2 separate regions of the Homo sapiens genome follow, and region 1 is linked to region 2. The links are chromatin loops, found by intact Hi-C in ENCODE. Cell type or tissue: chondrocyte. All regions are shown on one strand. Each heading gives the region's core, and the rest is flanking DNA. Links, peaks and the distances in the headings are about the cores only.

What was found. A loop is a pair of places that touch in the nucleus more often than their neighbours do. Peaks named below come from ENCODE experiments on the same cell type or tissue, not always from the same donor. Only the 100,000 strongest peaks of a DNase experiment are listed, where the experiment ranks them.
Region 1: a loop joins it to region 2, with 6 times the contacts of the local background. A loop is called at or near these places in 17 of 110 quality-filtered maps.

What each region holds. Positions count from the first base shown.
Region 1 is chr11:125,432,516-125,442,159 of GRCh38, reverse strand. PKNOX2 (PBX/knotted 1 homeobox 2) reads right to left here. Exons shown (of 13, transcript NM_001382323.2): 13 at 8,771-9,644. Among named protein-coding and RNA genes, the nearest start is that of FEZ1, 59 kb to the left of the region's middle. RefSeq lists a silencer at 8,393-8,687. In chondrocyte, for the core only: CTCF peaks have their summits at 8,294 and 8,506 (motif pointing right); no DNase peak of the experiment used is centred there.
Region 2 is chr11:125,868,538-125,878,312 of GRCh38, reverse strand. It overlaps LINC03136 (long intergenic non-protein coding RNA 3136), which reads left to right. Exons shown (of 2, transcript XR_007062935.1): 1 at 1-4,067; 2 at 4,628-4,957. Among named protein-coding and RNA genes, the nearest start is that of LINC03136, 9.4 kb to the left of the region's middle. In chondrocyte, for the core only: CTCF peaks have their summits at 3,366 and 3,592 (motif pointing right); no DNase peak of the experiment used is centred there.

The sequences.
Region 1 (9,644 bases), core at 7,113-9,612, 440 kb after region 2:
CCCAGTCAGCCTCCGTAATTAGTATGCGTGGAGTGGAAAGTAATTAAATGCTACTCTTGGAGAAGAGATACTTGCGTTCTTGATGGCGCCTGATTATTTATTTCCTTGAGAGGATGAGAGAATGGTCGTTAGGGTTTCTGTCTGAGCCTGAGGTTTGCTCTCTTCCCTTCATCAGGGAAGGGAAGCCAAGGCCACTTTGCTCGCTGGGAAAGTGCTTTGGTTTCTTACTAATGCCTTTCTTCTAAAAGAACAATGAGCCACCTTAGCCCACAGCCCAGCAGCTCTGCACCCCGCCCAAGCCCTCATGCATATTCATCCTGCTTCAAAGAGCACAACATGGAATATGCAAATTAGCCATGCAGGAGCTGGTTGGCATTTTGATAACAGCTTTGTCTGAAAAACCCCAGAGACACATGCACATCTAGTTTCTCTCTTTCTCCCTTTCTCTTTTCTCTACCCCTGTGTCCTGCTTCTCACTCTCTTCCATTCCCAGCCTCCCAGAGAACAGGAAAATGAATCACAGAACCAAAGAAGCAAGTTATGGAGGAGCCCGGTGTCTCTATACCAGTCCAGTGTATTTCCACTTCTGCCTCTCCTCTCTCCTCCTTCAACAGAGTCGTTTTATTTTTTCCTACCAAAGTGTTGCCTGATCTGACAACATCCCAAGGTTTCCGGCTTGTCCTATGCTCTCCGTTGACTCCCCCGACTCTTGCCTGGGGACCCATTCTATGCCTGTCTCTCAGGGATTAACTTCCTTCCCTTTGTCTTTCTTCCATCTTCCAACCTGTTTTGCCCTTACTCTCAGCAGTCAAGGCTAAGAACCTAAGAACCTAGCCTTGCCTTCCAAGCAAGAAAGGAAAGGAATCAGCTGCACAGATCAGGAGAGAAGGTTTGGATATCAGCTGTCATCACCGACAGGTCACTGGGACTCAACATTTCCTGACACACACCAATTTCCAAAACACATCTGCACAACCATCACCAACAGTGCCGACGGCGGTGCTACTGCCCCCTCCTTTATCCCAGCAGCAGCGTCTCCTTCATGAGTTGCTTTCTAACCCCCTCCCATAGCAGAGCTACTTGAATAGCATGAAGAGGATTTTCTTAAGTTCAGATGACGTGAGTCCCGCTCCTTCTCCCCGAAATGCAGATGGTCAAGTCAGGAGCTGGTGGGTGACAGAGTAGGTGCTCTGCTATGGGAGAAGCAGGCTGGGGCTTGAAGCCCACATCCTTAGATGCTGTTTCATCCAGGACCTTGGAGGAGAAAGGCATAGGCAGGTGCAGGGATACAAGCACCTCTTGGGATTTGAGGACAGAGGGGGCCTCTCTCCTTGACTCCAAAGGCCAGCCTGGGTCAGCCAATGATTGGGGAGGCAGCTTATCTCCTAAAAGGAGCATGGGCTTTGTGCCTTGAGTTCAAATCCAGCTCTAGATACATATTAAGCTAAATAATTTTTTAGAAAATTACTTAATTTCTCTGAGCCTTGGTTTCCTCATTTAAAAAATGGGAATACTAATATTAATAATACTAGCAATTCTCCCACAGTTGTTTTAAATAATCTTTAGTGTCTAGCATATATGCTACGTGCTCAATGAAGTGTGACTTTTATTTTTTCCTAGTAAACTTTGAAAAGAGAAAGTGCTGGTTCTGTTGCGTCTTTAGCCTTGGGGACGTGACCATTTTTTCAATTCAACAGGCACAAAAAACCCGAAAACAAAATCAAAACAAGACAAGTACAACCTAGCCTGTTGCCCTAAAACGAGCTTTTTTTTTTCTTTTTCTGAGATGGGGTTTTGGAGTTTCACTAGTCGCCCAGGCTGGAGTGCAATGGTGTGATCTCAGCTCACTGCAACCTCTGCCTCCAGGTTCAAGTGATTCTCCTGCCTCAGCCTCTTGAGTAAGTGGGATTACAGCTGCTTGCTACCACGCCCTGCTAATTTTTAAAATATTTTTAGTAGAGATGGGGTTTCATCATGTTGGCCAGGCTGGTTTCGAACTCCTGACCTCAAGTGATCCACCAGCCTCGGCCTCCCAAAGTGCTGGGATTACAGGCATGAGCCGCCATGCCTGGCCTAAAACCAGCTTTACACCTACCCTTTATGCTCATTAAATCCTGCTTAGTGGTAGCCCAGGGAGCCCTGGTGCTTGCGGATTCTGGAACTAGCGGCCTCCAAGTACATCTGGACAAGAAGACAAAGTGAAGTGGCAAGAGTGGGAGTGTATTCTGGCTTCTCAGCAGGTTCATTCAAGGGAAGGGGTGGAGGAGGGATAGTGAAAAGTCACATTTATTTTTGAGCTTAGAGAACAGACTCTATTTCCACTGGCAAAGAGATGGGTGGGTTCACAGAAGAAAAACACACAGACCACTGCAGACATGCTCAGGGAAGCCTCCTGTGCTTTATGGATAGGCAAGACAGGTGGGAACATGAGGATTAGTTGAAGAGGTTGGAGAAAGGTCCTGTAGATCTCCTGAACTGCTGCTGCTACAAATTACATAAGCCCTGAAGACCACAAGTATGCAGTCTGGAGGGTTCCTACATATTCCCTCTGTCTGCAGAAGGCAGAGCTCAGATCACTGGGTGGAAGTTGGAGGGATCAGTTGGCTCTGTGTAACAACTTGGGTTTCTTTGCCCTGGGAGGTAGTGCGCAGTGTAAGGTAAAGAGAAATGACATTTTTTTTTTTTTTTTTTTTTGAGACGAGGTTTTGCTCTGTCATCCAGGCTGGAGTACAGTGGCATGATCATGGCTCACTGCAGCTTCAGCCTCCCGGGCTCAAGCAGTCCTCTCACCTCAGCCTCCTGGGTAGCTGGGACTACAGGCACGGGCAACCATGCCTGGCTATATATATTTTTATTTTTATTTTTGTACATATGGTGTGGGGGGGGTCTCACTATGTTGTCTAGGCTGGTCTCAAACTCCTGGGCTCAAGCAGTCCTCCTGCCTCGGCTTCCCAAAGTGTTGGGATTACAGGTGTGACCCACTGTGCCTGGCCAGGAGATGACAATTTAGTGTTCCGTGGGCAGGGTTCCTATATGGCACGGGTGAGTTGGGATTACTGACCCACAGTACCCTTTTCAGGGCTGAGAAATGATTTTTTTTTTAAACTCTAGGCTTGGATTCTTGTTAAGACACAAATTCAGCTGAGACGAGCAATACTGAGAGCATCAGGTGTTTTCCGCTCAGAGCGACTCACTGCAGGTCCTTTTGTGGAATCAGGTTGAGAATCTCTGGGGTGCTATTAAAAATGCACCTACCTGTGCTGCACCCTGTGAGTTTCTGATTCAGTAGATGGAGAATAGAACTTGGGTGCCTGTAACTGAAGCTTGCTCAGCAATTCTAAAGTGCATTCCAGCTGAGAAGCCCTGGGTTAGGGGTTGGAGGAGAGATGAAGACACCATTGGATTGGGAGGTGGGGAAGATTCCATCATAACAGAGCAGTTATTTAATATTTCACCTCCTTCCAAAATGTGTCCCCACACGATTCACAGTGTTCTCCAGTTGAAAAGGAAGCCAGACGTGTGAAGCTGTCTGGCTGTTGGAAGCTGGGCAATGATGTCAATGTCAGCTTCTCCAGCAGGGTGGGTGGCTTCCAAGGAGAGCAGCTGCATTCCCAGGAGAAGCCGAGAAGCTGCTAAGCTGTCATCCACAAGACTAGAGTTTCATGGACTATCAACCGAAGGGGCTCCTAGTGCCGTCTCCTCTAATCCCCTCAATATGCACATGAGGGAAGTTGCTTCAGATGGTCCCTGTGTGTAAGGGAAAGTTACGGGCAGAATCTCAACTACATCCAGGGGAGCCCAGTGTTCTTTCCTGTGCAAAGGGGTCAGGGGAGGTCCACAGATGGGCAGAGCTGGCCTTAAATGAATTTGGTAGAATAAAAATTTTGCAATACATCAGTGGAAACAGCTAGAATTTCTAGAACCTAGAAATTCACAGGAATAACAGGTGGATGTGAGGTATACACACCTGTAGTAGAATCTCTGAATAATAAGATGAGAAAAATGCAAAAATGAAAAGGTATAATGAGATACACATAACTGAAGGGAATTGTCTTAAATGGCTGATTGTAATGAGATGTACATAAATTGTAAGGCTTGTAATGAAATGAAAAGAAATCATATTCTTGCCTGATAATACTGGGTGTAATGTCTATACCAGAAATAAGTTGTCTCAGTGCATTGAGTGTAATGAGATGCACATAATTTTAAAGAGCGTAATGAGATGAAAAATAAATCAAACACTTGTCTTAAAATGAAAGATGTACTAAGATGCACACACCTGAAGGGCATTGTCCTAAATGGGTTCGATTTAATGAGATGCATTTAATTTGCAAAGGGGCTAAATGAGATTGGCCCAGAGAGAGGCTGAGAAAAAGTATAAGATACGCTGGAAAGTGGTATAATAAAACCTGCCTCATCTGTGGGATGGAAATAAGATGCCAAAGTGGAAATGGAGCGTGTGAGGTGACCACCATTCTGTCAGTCCTCGGTGCTCGGTCCCTTGGTCTGTGATGCTCTGCAAAATTCATCATCCTTTGTCCCTCATAGGTTACCAGGCACATAGTGGGCACCCGGGAATTTGTACTGAATGAATCACTGGCTTGAGGGTGGTAGTGTATCTGGCTAAAGGAAGTTAAAGGAGCAGCTATAAAGCAAGGAGCTTCAAAAGATGATTGAAAATTATTTTCTTTTTTTTTTAAATTTTTATTTTTGAGACAGAGTCTCACTCTGTTGCCCAGGCTGGAGTGCAGTGGCGCTATCTCGGCTCACTGCAACCTCCACCTCCCAAGTTCAAGCGATTCTCATGCCCCAACCTCCCAAGTAGCTGGGACTACAGGTGCATGCCACCACATTTGAGTAATTTTTATATTTTTAGTAGAGACAGGGTTTCACCATGTTGGCCAGGCTGGTCTCAAACTCCTGACCTCAAGTGATCTGCCTGCCTCAGCCTCCCAAAGTGCTGGGCATGAGCCACCATGCCCGGCCAACAATTGAAAACTATTTTCTGAGAGCAATGCTCCTCCAAGTCTTTGGGCATCTTGCCTAGCTATCTGGGGCAAACACCGGTTGTGGAACCTACATTGTATCTATAACAAGCAACCCTGGTGATTTTTATGCCTCTAGCCTCATTGTTGCCTGGGGAGGCAAGGTAGGCAGAAAATGTATGAGTGAAGATATCTGGATACGAGACACAGGTATACTTTGCAATGAAAGGTAGGAGTACTTTTATGCCCACAAACAAATACATTCTCTCCAATATTTTGTACCAAAGGCAGGGCCCTCCCTCTTGGACTATCTTGTTTTCTTACTCTTTTTTTTTTTTTTTTTTTTTTGAGATGGAGTCTTGCCCTGTCACCCAGGCTGGAGTGCAATGGCATGATCTCGGCTCACTGCAAATTCCGTCTCCCAGGTTCAAGTGATTCTCCTGCCTCAGCCTCCCGAGTAGCTGGGATTACAGGCATGCACCTCTATGCCCAGGTAATTTTTGTATTTTTAGTACAGACGGGGTTTCACCATGTTGGCCAGGCTGGTCTCGAACTCCTGACCTCATGATCCACCCGCCTTGACCTCCCAATTGGTCAAACTCAATTGACCTCAGGCCTCCCAGTTGGCCTCCCAAGAGGCCAAGCAATCCTCTTGATGGATTAATGAGTAGAGATAAATATTTCCCTTCTTAAAAACAACCACTTAGCTATTACAGCAAAAGGGGGTTTAAAAAAAAGGACATGGGGGAAGCTTAACTAAGCCACCAGCCACCCAAATAGTGACAGCCAATAGTAAATAAGCAATGAACCCTCAGCCTCCGTGTTGGGGAGACCACAGGGGCTGCGAATGTCCTGATGACACAGAGAACGTGCCTTAGGGGGCAGCAGTTAATTCAACTACACTCAATCATGGCCAAGTGGGATTATATAGGTCCCAAGTCGCCTGATTGCCTGATTTTTCAGGAGAAGCCAGGAATCTGATTTTTTAATGTGTAACCTTCTAACTTTTAAAAGTTGGCACACAATTTTTAGACAATATATGGCTCAAAACAGGTCTGAAAATTGAGCTTAACCTGAACCTCACAGTGGAGCTGAAAGCTTCCTGCTTTGCAACTCTGAATGAAGAAGTTTGAGTTCTCTGTGGTAAGGATGAGATCATAGTTATAGCCATTACAAGGATGCTACGAGCACTCTTTCAGTCTCAATCTTTTTCTTTTTTCTCATGCATATTCATTTTAAAATAGTAGAGATGCGGGCAGGTGGGGGCGGGTCTCACTATGTTTCCCAGACTGGTCTTAAAATCCTGGGCTCAGTGATCCTTCCACCTTGGACAACCAAAGGGTTGGGATTACAGGTGTGAGCCACCGTACCTGGCCCAGTCTCAGTTGTTTCTAGTAGAATGTAAACTCCCTGAAGTAAAGAACGCTGTCCTTGTTAGCCACAGGTGTATTCTTGTAAAACAGTGCCTGGGACAGAGTCGGGGCTTGATAAATGCATGCTGAGATAATGAATGACTCATCAGGAATGAATTGGAGCAGGCTGCAGTGTGGTGGTCATTGCCCTCCTGGGGCCCCATGCAAGGCAGGAGAGGGGATCCTCGGTCAAGGAAGTTGAGCTCTGGCCACCAACTCCCATGAGCAGGATCTCTGAGCTTGAAAAGTCTTTCCTGATGGGTCGGGGGGTGGGGGGCAGAAGTCAGTCTGAGAGTTGCCAGAGCCCTGATATCAGAGTTCGGTTTTGGGTAAAGGAAACCTTCCCCTACCCCTCGCCCTGTCATCCATCTCTTGAATTTCCACAGGGATTATGGCGTGTCTTTTCCTTGGGTTGGGCAGCATTTGGGTCATGCACAGAGAGAGGTTGTTGGCTCCTAAAAATACAACTACCTACATCTCAAGTGATTTCAGAAACCCCTTTTCAGCCGGGAGTGGTAGCTCACGCCTGTAACCTCAGCACTTCGGGTTGCCGAGGCAGGCAGATCTCTTGAGCTCAGGAGTTGGAGACCAGCCTGGGCAACATGACAAAACCCCATCTCTGCAAACACAAAACAAAACAAAAAAATTAGCTGGGCCTTGTGGTGCATGCCTGTAGTCTCAGCTACTCAGGAGGCCAAGGCAGGATAATCACTTGAACCTGGGAGGCGGAGGTTGCAGTAAGCCGAAATTGTGCCATGGTACTCCGGCCTGAGTGATGGGAGTGAAACCCTGTCTCAAAAATAAATAAATAAATAAATAATAATAATTTTAAAAGGCCGGGCGCAGTGGCTCACACCTGTAATCCCAGCACTTTCGGAGGCCAAGGCAGGTGGGTCACCTGAGGTCCGGAGTTCAAGACCAGCTTGACCAACATGGAGAAACCCCATCTCTACTAAAAATACAAAATTAGCAGGGTGTGTTGATTCATGCCTGTAATCCCAGCTACTTGGAAGGCTGAGGCAGGAGAATCGCTTGAACCCGGGAGGCAGAGGTTGCGGTGAGCCGAGATCGTGCCATTGCACTCCAGCCCTCCAGCCTGGGCAACAAGAGCAAAACTCCATCTCAAAAAAAAAAAGAAAAGAAAAAAGAAACCCACTTTCAGTTGGCAGCGTGGTTGAAAAGATGGCTGGCAGAACTTGATAGAAAAACTTGGCGGGGAGAGTGTAGGACAGGCTACTCTGCAATTTCTTTAGAATAGTGTTCCCTAAAGTGTGTTTTGTGGAATATTGGTATAACTTGAATAGATATTACTTGAAAAAAAGGGAGGTGGAGCAAATCTCGGAACAATTGAAACAAAGTTCAACAGGTTTCTTTCCTGTAGGACTTTTTAGAGCCTTTAGTATAATAATGTGCATGATGAAACTCTACTAACAAAACAGAATATGCAGTTAATCTTAGGCTAATTTGGGCATGGATTTTTTTTTTTTTTTTTGGTAGCATATCTTTCAACAGTGTGTTCCTTAGAAACCACTGTCTTAAAGGACTGTTGTCTTCCCAGCTCTGGAGGTGAGGTTCCAATCATCGTGCAGTTCTTAAGATTTTCTTCCTCTACCTAGAGAGGCGGGGTTTCTGTAGGGTTTGCAGAACTCTCTCCAGGTGTGAGGAGGGGGAGAGATGTTGGGCTCCCTGAGGGCAGTGATGCAGGGAACTCCACCAGAGCTGGTCAGAGCCCACTTCGCCTGTGTAACCAACCACTGGCTTCCCTATCTTCCACCTGGCCATGGGGTGATCTGCCAGTACGTGCAAACTCTCCAGCATTCCTGAACATGAACAAGGCACTCCCTTCCTGCTTCTAAACAGATGCCCCAGACCTCTCAGCAAGTGTGGCTAAAGAAGGTACCCTCTCGTCTGGAGCTGACAAGAAGGCCTGCCTCTCACTTCTGTGTGGAGATCAGCTGCCTGAGTTTCTTCTTGCCTGGGGGATTATGGTGCTGATCCCTGGGATTCAAGGCCGGGAATGGAGACAGGAAAGCAAAAGCCTTTGAGGGAGGTGGAGTATGGTGGACAAGAGGGACCAGATTCATAGCTTCCGCTGCGGTCGGGGAAGCTGTCAGGAGAGGGCAGTGCAGAGCTTCCTTGCCTTCTCTCCCTAGCTCTGCCTTACAACCGGCCGCACACAAGGTGAGTGTGCTGAAATTGGCTCTTCCTCCCCAGACAGGGCAGCTGAGCTCACGCAGGACGCACATCTACCTTGTCCCCTTCCCTGGGTAGTCAGGTGTATACTGAGGCCTCCAAATTTTGTCTGGCCTCTGGTCCCATGAAAAGAGCAAAGGATTGCCACAGCAACCACAGAAAGAGAATTGTGCACCAGGGTTACGGTAGGTAATAAGATTTACTGAAAACGTCTCGGCCACATTCAGTACTGGTTTGGTGGATACATCAGAAGGAGGTTGCATAACATTAGGCAGGTGGAGGGGCTGAGAGGAAGAGATGTGGGCACCTGTGTGCCAGTGTGTCCGTGCTGGGGGACGCCTGTCCAGGTGGTGAGTGGAACGGTGTGTGTGTGTGTCTGTGTGCGCGTGTTAACAAGAAAAACGAACCAGAAAAGGAAATGCATTTTATCCCACTGCACATTGCAAAAGTCTCACGCCAAAAAAGCTAGACTTTCCTCTATGTATGGCATCAAAAGGGAGTAAAAAATGATTGGATCACCCAGATTATAAATAAGGTTATTTGTTTCTCAAAAATCCTTATTAAAACATTAAATATCAGCTCTTTTGGGGGAGAAATACATTCATTTCAGGGAGACCTCGGAAGAGTGACCATCCTTTTGCTCTACCCCAACCAGGTGGGGGAGGGGAAGCCCCAGAGGGCCCAAGGGGTCCCCTCCAGTTGAGCCAGGTAGCCACTCACATCCTGCCACTGAAGGAGGTGGCCAATGCACAATTTACAAATGAAACTGCACGTCCATTAAATTAAACCCAATGGAAAACACACGTGTGACCTGTCCTGTCATTCACAGCCATGGGGTGAGAGGGAACCGGAGGAGAGGGTGCCAACCAAGGGGGTCTGGAAGGTGGGTGGGAGGGTATGTGTTAGGGTGGACAGTGGAGAGCCTCCTCCTCCTTCCAGGAGCCCCAGTTCCTCCAGGGCTGTGGATAGCAGGGTTAGAACAGCTGGGTGGGGTGTGTGGGATGGGCATCCCCGCAGGCTCTTGGGTGCCATTCTCTGGGCCCTCCCCCACATT
Region 2 (9,775 bases), core at 2,530-5,029:
GGATTGAGAATCAGCATCTAGTATTCACAACATCTAGCATTGCTACATGATGATGATGATGATGAAGAGATGATGTACATTTCCACTGATAGTCATACACGGCCTTCTCTGTTTATGTCTTTCCAGCAATCACAAAGGCAGTGTGTTATACAGGAAACAGCAACAAAGGATCAGGAATCAGGAGACTAAAGTTCTGGTCTCAGTAATTTGCTCTCATAATTTGGATAAGTTAGTCAGTCTGTGTTTCAGCTACTTCACCTACAAAATCAATAGTTAAATGAGATATTGTTAATTGCTTCCATTCTAAAATTCTTTTCTTCTTAAATCTATTTTTTAAAGGCCAACTCATTTTTCTCAATTATTCTTACTTACATATTAAGCATTTTTACTCACAATTTGCCTTACTGTTATTACTTTTCCAAGTATATGTGTCTTATTCTCTCAAGAATATTAAGCTTTTTGGGGCACCATATGTCTTACATTTGTTGTTATTCATAACATCTAGTATTGCCACATGTACAATGAAAATCAAGTTTGGTTGAATTAATTTTGCTTTATTTTCATTTTTGGTAATTTTAGCCTTGGGATCCCTCAGAAGAAGAACATTTAGTTACTACCTTTCACTTAGTAATTTATTTCACTTAGTTCCTGTCCTGAAATTACTAATAATAAATGAGATTCCTCATTTGGGAGGGACAGATGTTGTAAATGTTGATGCAGAGTGAAAGATATTAATGTTGTAAATCAGGGTTTCTCAACCTCAGCACTATTGACGTTTTTGTCTTGATACTTCTTTTTTTATTTTTAATTTAATTTAATTTAATTTATTTTATTTTATTTTTGAGATGGAGTCTCACTCTGTCGCCCAGGCTGGAGTGCAGTGGTGCAATCTTGGCTCACTGAAAGCTCCGCCTCCCGGGTTCACGCCATTCTCCTGCCTCAGCCTCCCGAGTAGCTGGGACTACAGGCACCCGCCACCACGCCCGGCTAATTTTTTGTATTTCTAGTAGAGACGGGGTTTCACTGTGTTAGCCAGGATGGTCTTGATCTCCTGACCTCATGATCCACTTGCCTCGGCCTCCCAAAGTGCTGGGATTACAGGCGTGAGCCACCCGCCCAGCCTTGTCTTGATACTTCTTTGTTATGGGGGCTGTTCTGTGCATTTTAGGATGTTTGGCAGCATTCCTGGCCTCTACCCACTAGATGCAGCAGCACTCTTTCGATTGTGACCATCAAAAATGTCTCTAGACATCACCAAAAGTCTACTGTGGGAGTTACAACATCCAGGATTGAGAATCAACTATTTTAAATAAAAGGAAGACTAGACATGCCAGATTGTGAGTGAGGTTTTCTTGTATTTCTTTTCTTTTCTTTTTTTTTGAATTTTACTTTAAGCTCTGGGATACATATGCAGAATGTGCAGGTTTGTTACATAGGTATTCGTGTGCCATGGTGGTTTGCTGCACCTATCAACCCGTCATCTAGGTTTTAAGCCCCTCATGCATTAGGTATTTGTCCTAATGTTCTCCCTCCCCTTGCCCCCCACCCCCTGACAGGCCCCCATGTGTGATGTTCCCCTTCCTGTGTCCATGTGTTCTCACTGTTCAACTCTCACTTATGAGTGAGAACATGCAGCGTTTGGTTTTCTGTTCTTGGGTTAGTTTGCTGAGGCTGATGGTTTCCAGCTTCATCCATGTCCCTGCAAAGGACATGAACTCGTGAATGAGGTTTTCTTTACATCATATTTCTTTGTATCTGATTTACTTCTTAAATTTTTAGAAATAAGAGATCCTCTGTCACTTTATCCAATTACCTCCACTGGTAACATCTTGCAAAACTACAGTGCAATATCACACAAGGATATTAACACTGATAAGGTCAAGATAAAGAACAAAGTTCCCTCATGTTGCCATTTTATATCCACACCCAATGTCTTTCCACCCTAACTTCCTATTTAAATGGAATCATACAGTATAGAACTTTTTGGGATTTTTTTTTTTTCACTCAAAAAATTATCTGGAGATTCATCCAGGTTGTTGTTCTTTTCCATTGTTGAGCAGTATTCCATGGCTTGGATGTATCACAGTTTGTTTAAACATTTACCCGCTGGGGGACATCTGGATTATTTCCATTTTTTTTTTTTTTTTGCAATTTTGAACAGTGTTACTATAAACATTCACATACAGATTTTTGTGTGAGTATGTTTTCATTTCTCTGGGATAAATGCTCAAGAGTACAGTTGCCTGGCTACATGGTAGTTGCATGTTTAGTTTTAAAAGAAACTGCCAAACTAATTTATTTTCATGTACATTTTACATTCCCATCAGTGGTGTATGAATGATGCAGTTTTTGTGCATCCTCACCAGCATTTGGTGTTGTCAGTTTTTAATTTCAGCCACCCTCTAGGTATGTAGTAACATTCCATTGTGGTTTTAATCTACATTAAATTCAATGTAGCTAATAATGTTGAAAATCTTTTCATGCATTTTTTATTTGAATATTCTCTTTAGTGAACTGTTTTCATGTCTTTTGCTAATTTTCCAGTTGTATTATTTATTTTTTTAATGTTGAATTTTCAGAGTTCTTTATATATTCTAGATACTAGTCTTTTGCCAAATAGGTGGTATGAAAATATGTTCTCCTGGTCTATAGGTTGTATTTTTATGCCCTTAATAGAGCCTTTCACCAAGCAAAGCTTTTAAAATTTATTAAGTCCAATTAATTAATTTTTCCTTTTATGGATCATACATTTAGTGGCAAGTCTAAGAACTCTTTACTTAGTTCCAAATCCCCCAAATTTTCTCCTTTTTTTCTAAAAGTTTTATATAGTTTTACATTTTGTATATTTAAGTCTGTGATCCATCCTGAGTTAATTTTTGTATAAGGTGGATATGGTTTGGATATGGTTTGTTTGTCTCCACCAAAACTCATGTTGAAATTTGATCCCCTATGTGGTGATGTTGGGCTGTGGGACCTAGTGGGAAGTGTTTGGGTTTTGGGGGTGGATCCCTCATGAAATGGCTTTGCATTCTCACTCTGGCAACACAGGAATGGATTAGTTCCCATAAGAGTGGGTTGTTATAAAGCCCAGATGCTCTTCAGGTTTTCTCTCTTTGTACCTGTTCTCTTCTCTTTTGACCTTGTCTGCCATGTTATGACACCCTCACCAGAAGCCAGGGTGGCCATGTCCTTGAACTTCCAAGCCTGCAGAACCATGAGCTAAATAAACCTCTTTTCTTTCTAAATTACCCAATCTCAGGTGTTTAGAGAATGGTTTACCCTTAGAGAATGGTTCTGGTGAACTTCTGGATTTAAAATCTCCTTACTAATTAAGTACTGTTTTAACTGGGGGCAGAATGTGTGCCTTAAAAGAACGTAGGGACCTAATGGCTGTTTTCCTGCTGATGGGACAGTATCAGAACTAAAATTTGGCTTTGGAGGACATTTTACTCCTAATTGTTGAAGGCAGTGTTTTCGCATTCACAGAAGGGGCATAAAGCCTGGTCTCTAGTATAGGGGTGCAAAAAGGGAGGAGAATTGGGAGGCTAGAGTGTTACAGCAATGGACCAACGCTGTGCCTCATGGAGAGGATTCCTATTCCACTAGGTGGCGACGTTGACCTAGAAATACCGTGCGCTTCCCAGAGGAAGGGTAGAGGGAGAAATGCTTATTGAGAAGGGCTCTTTGCTCCTAGAAAATGACAGAAAACAGCATTCCCTTGTGCTATATTCTCAGTTACTATGGCATTCGCTAATCTTTCCTAACAGGACTATTTTCCTGAACTGTAAAAATTCTCAAACACTGCATACACAGAGAGGATAGGAGACATGGCCTTTGCGGATAGGAAATGAGGAAATTTTGCGATAGGACAGCTGTAGATCCTGTTGCGGACACCCAGCCGGGCAGTTGGAGGTGGGGTCAGTCCAGAAGCCTTCAGATAACACCAGGGTGTAGTCCTGGCGAGAAATCTTCAGTTGCTTCAGGACCTTTTCTAGCCCCACGCGACGGCTAGGTCCTCCGTGAGAGAAAACTGGTTCGAGAAGCATGGCCAACATTCCCAATGATCCGTGAGTATTGAGAAGTTCTCCATGTTCTCCCAAGCAAGCCTAACATCTGAGACTTCCCGCATGGCGGCCGCCCTATTAGCATTTAGGTGGCTATAGGATGCCCATTGTTTGAACTTAAGATGGAGGCCGAGAGCCTCCAAATGAAAGGACAGAGTTGAAAGTTAAGTTCTGCGCCTGTACTCACCCCTCTGATGAATATACCTTCTGTTCTGATTCTGATCCTGGGCGAGTCCCCACAATGAAGTGGTGTTGTCTGTCTGGGGAAATAACTGAGGTTCGTTGTCTCGCGCTAAGGAGAACAAAGATGTGGGCACACAGGGAATGGGTTTAAGAGCAGAAAGTTTAATAGGTGAAAGAAACAAGAGGAAAGCTCCCCTGTGCAGAGGGAGGGGGTTCCGAAGGGATCTCCCGGGTTGCGGTGGGAAGCGGCTGGTTTTATAGAGGGCTTGAGGAGGCAGTATCTGATTTACATAGGGCCTAGGGATTTAGTTGGACCAAGTGTGCCATTTACATAGTCCACAAAGAGGCTGGCCATCCCACCCTAATCTTTCTTTTATTAGGCAGATGTGGTTTCCACCTGGCCGGTGCCATGACACCCACACACATGGCGACAAGGAGAAGGGAGAAGAAAACCTATTTGTTGTATATACCTGGCTTTTGGCACAGCTGCCGGGATTCACCTGTGCAAGTTTCCAGCTTGCTTATCTATGCTTGCAGCTTGATTTTTCAGGCTACTTTCTGTTAGAAAAGAAATGATTTGGGGGCTGCTTTCTATTAAAAGAAAAACCTTACCAAGGACTCCTGTACCCTCACTATCTGCCTAAATAATTTCTTAACGCCTATATTATTCCCTTTAAATAAATTTTTTTGTGGTGTTTGTCTTATTGTTATTAGGTTATGAGAATTCATTATACATTCAAGAAATATATAATTCATTATATAAAAATAGTTTTATAAATTAAATATAAATATATAAATATATAATTTATTACATAGTCAGGAAATATATTCAGTCCTTTTTGGGAAATATTTTCTCTCAGTCTATAGTTTGTCCTTTCTTATACTTAACAGTATGTTTTTTAGAGCAGAAGGTTTTACTTTAAAAAATTATTAATATTATTTTGACTGATATCTTTGACTAGAACATTACTGGTGTATAGAAATGGCACTGATATCTGTACATTAATTTTGTATCTTTAAACTTTAACTGAATTCATTTATCAAATCTAAGCGATTTTTGGTGGAGTCTTTAGGGTTTTCCAAATATAAGATTATATCGTCAGTGAACAGGGATAATTTGACTTCCTCTTTTTTAATTTGGATGTCTTTTATATTTTTCTCTTGTCTGATTGCTTTGGTGAGGACTTCCAGTACCATGTTGAATAAGAGTGGTGAAAGTAGGCAACTTTGTCTTGTTCCAGTTCTTGGAGGGAATGCTTTCAACTTTTTCCCATTTGGTATGATGTTGGCTATGAGTTTATTATATGTGACTCTTATTATTTTGATTTATGTTCCTTTGATGCCTAGTTTGGTGAGGGTTTTTATGATAAAGGGATGCTTAATTTTATCAAATGCTTTTTTAGCATCTATTAGATGATCATATGATTTTTGTTCTTAATTCTGTTTATGTGATGTATCTTATTTGTTGATTTGCAAATGTTGAAGCATTCATGCATTTCTGGTATAAAAGTCACTTGATTGTGGTGTATTATCTTTTCAATGTGTTGTTGAATTTGGTTTGCTGATGTTAAATACAGTGAATTCTAAATTTCTCTTCAAAGGATCAGTATGTCAGTATGTTCAGTTCTTTGTTCTCCATTTTAAAGTTTAACTTCCTCATTCTCCTCATCTCCTTGCCTCTAGTTTCAGTAAACAACCTTTTACACCAGTTCTAATCAGTAGTTCACATCTGTTCCCCTGCTCACCTGCTCTGCCCTGAGTCACTCCTGGTCACCTGCTCTGTCCTGAGTCACCTCTGGTCACCTGCTTTGACCTGAGTCACCTTTAGTCACCTGTTCTGTAACCATCCTTCCCACCAAAACTGCTCACCCCACCACTCTGGTTCATAACCCTGCTCTCTTTAAAATAGCCAGGCAGAATTAGCTTAGACTGTGTGGTTCAACCCTTGCCAACAGGGGAATGACACAGCAGTAGGGGCTACCTGCATCAGGGATAAGACCCCCTTCTCCTTCTTTGTTCAGGTGTGCTCTTGCCATTGCTCCATCTGTGAGATGCACCCTTCTACAGAAGTAAATTGCCTTGCTGAGAAAATTTATGCTCGAGTGCTGTTTCTTTTGCAGCACTGAAATACAAATACAAATTTGAGGGCTCATCCAGGATTCCCATTCTCTTCTGGGGAGGGTCTAGATCTCTCCCGTGAGGAGGCATGCCCGCTGCCTTGTTACAGTGGCCTCAGGGGTAAGGAATCAAGACCCACCTAGTGTGATGAATAAACCCAGACTCTCAGCAATGCAGAAAGAAACCAGCTGGCGACTTGGGGGAAAGGATCCTCAGATACAACTGCGACCAGGTAACTCTGTGCACAGACCAAGGTAAGAAATGTCGCAGGGACAACAAAATACTTCCTTGGTGGTGGGGATATTCTGGGGGTTGAAAGTGTGCGTGAATGCAAGGAGCCTCCAGCAGGTGGGGCTAAAGGAAAGGCGAGACATCTCTAATATGAGCGATTGAGTCTAATAGCCCCAGCAAGCCTCCAGAGAAGGCTAGGTGAGACATCTCTAATACGAGAGATTGAGCCTAACCAGGACCCAATGTGGGAAATACCCCAAGCAAGACAAGGAGCAAGAAGGATAAAGATGGTAATAAGGATATTCCCCTTGATAGCCCCCTAGATCTCATGTTAAAATACTGGAAGGATAATGAAGGGACTAAACACAAGAAGAAACAACAAATGATAAAATATTATTATTATTATTATTTTTTTTTTTTTTTTTTGAGACGGAGTCTCGCTCTGTCGCCCAGGCTGGAGTGCAGTGGCGGGATCTCGGCTCACTGCAAGCTCCGCCTCCCGGGTTCACGCCATTCTCCTGCCTCAGCCTCCCAAGTAGCTGGGACTACAGGCGCCCGCCACTACGCCCGGCTAATTTTTTTGTATTTTTAGTAGAGACGGGGTTTCACCGTTTTAGCCGGGATGGTCTCGATCTCCTGACCTCGTGATCCGCCCGCCTCGGCCTCCCAAAGTGCTGGGATTACAGGCGTGAGCCACCGTGCCCGGCCATAAAATATTATTGTTTTATTTGGACTCAGGGCCCTATCCTCAAACCCTCAATCTTCTGGCCAAAGTTTGGGTGGAATGAGAATGTAATGTGCTAGCTTCTAATTCAATATGTTAATGATAAAAGTCCAGTTTCTCAAGAAGAACAGGTCTTTGTTGGAGGCAGGGACCTGTCCTTTTTTCCTTAAAAACAACTAGGGAAGAGCCCAATCTTGCACCTCAAAATGAAAAGTCAGAGGAGCCAGTTCCCATGCCTAAAGACTCCAGCTCATGGGACCCCCTAGACCATCTATGCCTGCTCAGTGTCCCCAATCTTTCCCCTCAGACAGCTGCTGCCGCCTCAGATTCCATTCCAAATCCTTCTTCTGTTCACGTTATCCCTCCTTCTTATAACCCTGACTCTTGGGAATTACCGTCCCAAGAGCCTATTCTCTCCCAACCTAAATACCCCTCTCTAAAAGGACTCCAGTGTGAAGTAGAACATTGTAAAAAAGATAATCAGAATTTCCCATTTCCCTCCACACCTAAGGAGTCAGCCTTGACTCTCTTTCCCTTAAAAGAGGTACCAAAAGGAGGGGGAGCCATTGGCTTTATAAATGCTCCCTTAACCAGTTCAGAAGTCCAGAATTTAAAAAAGGAGCTTAAGCCACCATTAGATGACCCTTATGGAGTGTCAGATCAAATTGATCAATTCTTAAGACCTCAGTTATATACTTGGGTCAAGTTAATGTCCATCTTGGGCATCCTCTTTTCAGGGGAAGAAAGGAGTAGGATTCATAGGGCTGCTATGGTAGTTTGGGAACATGAGCATCCTCCTGGTCAAAACGTTCCTACCGTGGAACAGAAATTCCCTGCCCGAGACACCTGGTGGGACAATAACAATGCAGATCACCGGGAAAACACGCAGGACCTAACAGAGATGATAATAAAAGGAATTCGGGAATCAGTACCCTGAACCCAAAATCTTTCTAAAGCATTTGATATACAATAGGAAAAGGATAAAGGGCCTATGAGATTCCTAGACAGACTGAAGGAGCAAATGAGACAATATGCAGGCTTCAATTTGAATGATCCCCTTGGGCAAGGAATGTTAAAACTCCAATTTGTCATTAAAAGTTGGTCAGACATTTCAAAAAAATTACAAAAGATAGAAAATTGGGTAGACCGGCCCCTAAGGGAACTTCTCAGGGAAGTTCAAAAGATATATGTGAGGAGAGACGAAGAAAAGCAGAAACAAAAGACAAAACTTATGTTATCCACCTTCCAACAGATGGCTCCAAACCCATGTACTTTTAAACAGAACTTCCAGGGAGCCAGAAACTATAAAAGGTCCAAACCCTCCTTTAAAGGACCCAGCCTCCATCTGGAGGACTAAGACCAAGGGGTTTATCAGGCCCCCTAAAGGGTGTGGGGGAGCAAGGTCAAAGAATCCCAGAACTGAGAGGGAGGAAGTGTAAGATAGGTGCTACCAATGCAGAAGAACAGGTCACTTCAAGAGAGAATGTCCCGAACTAAGAAAGGAGAAAGAAGCCCTTCCACTCGTGACTTTTGAGGAAGAATAGGGGAGTCAGGGGCTCTGTCTCTTTTATCTTGAGTCCCACCAGGAGCCCTTGATAAATTTGGAGGTGGGACCTAAACATGAGCTTGTCACCTTTTTAGTTGATTCAGGGGCTGCTCACTCCTCTGTTTGTCCATCTCCTCGATGGACAGTCTTGCCCCAAGACAGACTCCCCTAATCTTTTTGGCCAAATTTTAGAACAAGTGTTAGAAAAAGTGGTCATCCCAAAGCAAATATGCTTGCTCTAGTACATGGATGATATTCTTATATCTGGCGAAGATCTAAAGAAGGTAACTGACTTCTCTACACATATTCTTAACCATCTGCAGTTCAAGGGGCTATGAGTCTCAAAAGGAAAGCTTCAGTATGTAGAGCCTGACGTTAAATATTTAGGCCACTTAATAAGTGCAAGCAAGTGAAGAATAGGGCCTGAATGAATTGAGTGAATCGTGCCCCTACCCTTGCCTCAAACTAAACAAAAACACAGGAAATTTTTAGGGTTAATTGGATACTGCTGCTTACGCATTGACACATATGCACTATACAGTAAACTGTTATATCAAAAACTTGCCCAGGAGAAGCCTGACCATCTCCTGTGGACTCCTGAGGAAGTTGATCAGGTCGAAGAGCTGAAAAAAGACTCATAACCACCCCTGTTTTAGCCTTACCTTCCCTAGAGAAGCCATTCCACCTTTTGTCAATGTGAACAATGGAGTAGCATTAGGAGTGATTACTCGAGAACACAGAGGCTGTCGGCAGCCCATGGCCTTTCTGCCAAAAGTCTTAGATCTGGTTACTTGTGGATGGCCTCAATGCATCCAGTCCATTGCTGCTACAGCAGTATTAGTTGAAGAAAGTAGAAAGTTAACCTTTGGAGGAAAATTGACAGTACGCCTCACCAAGTTAGAACTGCTT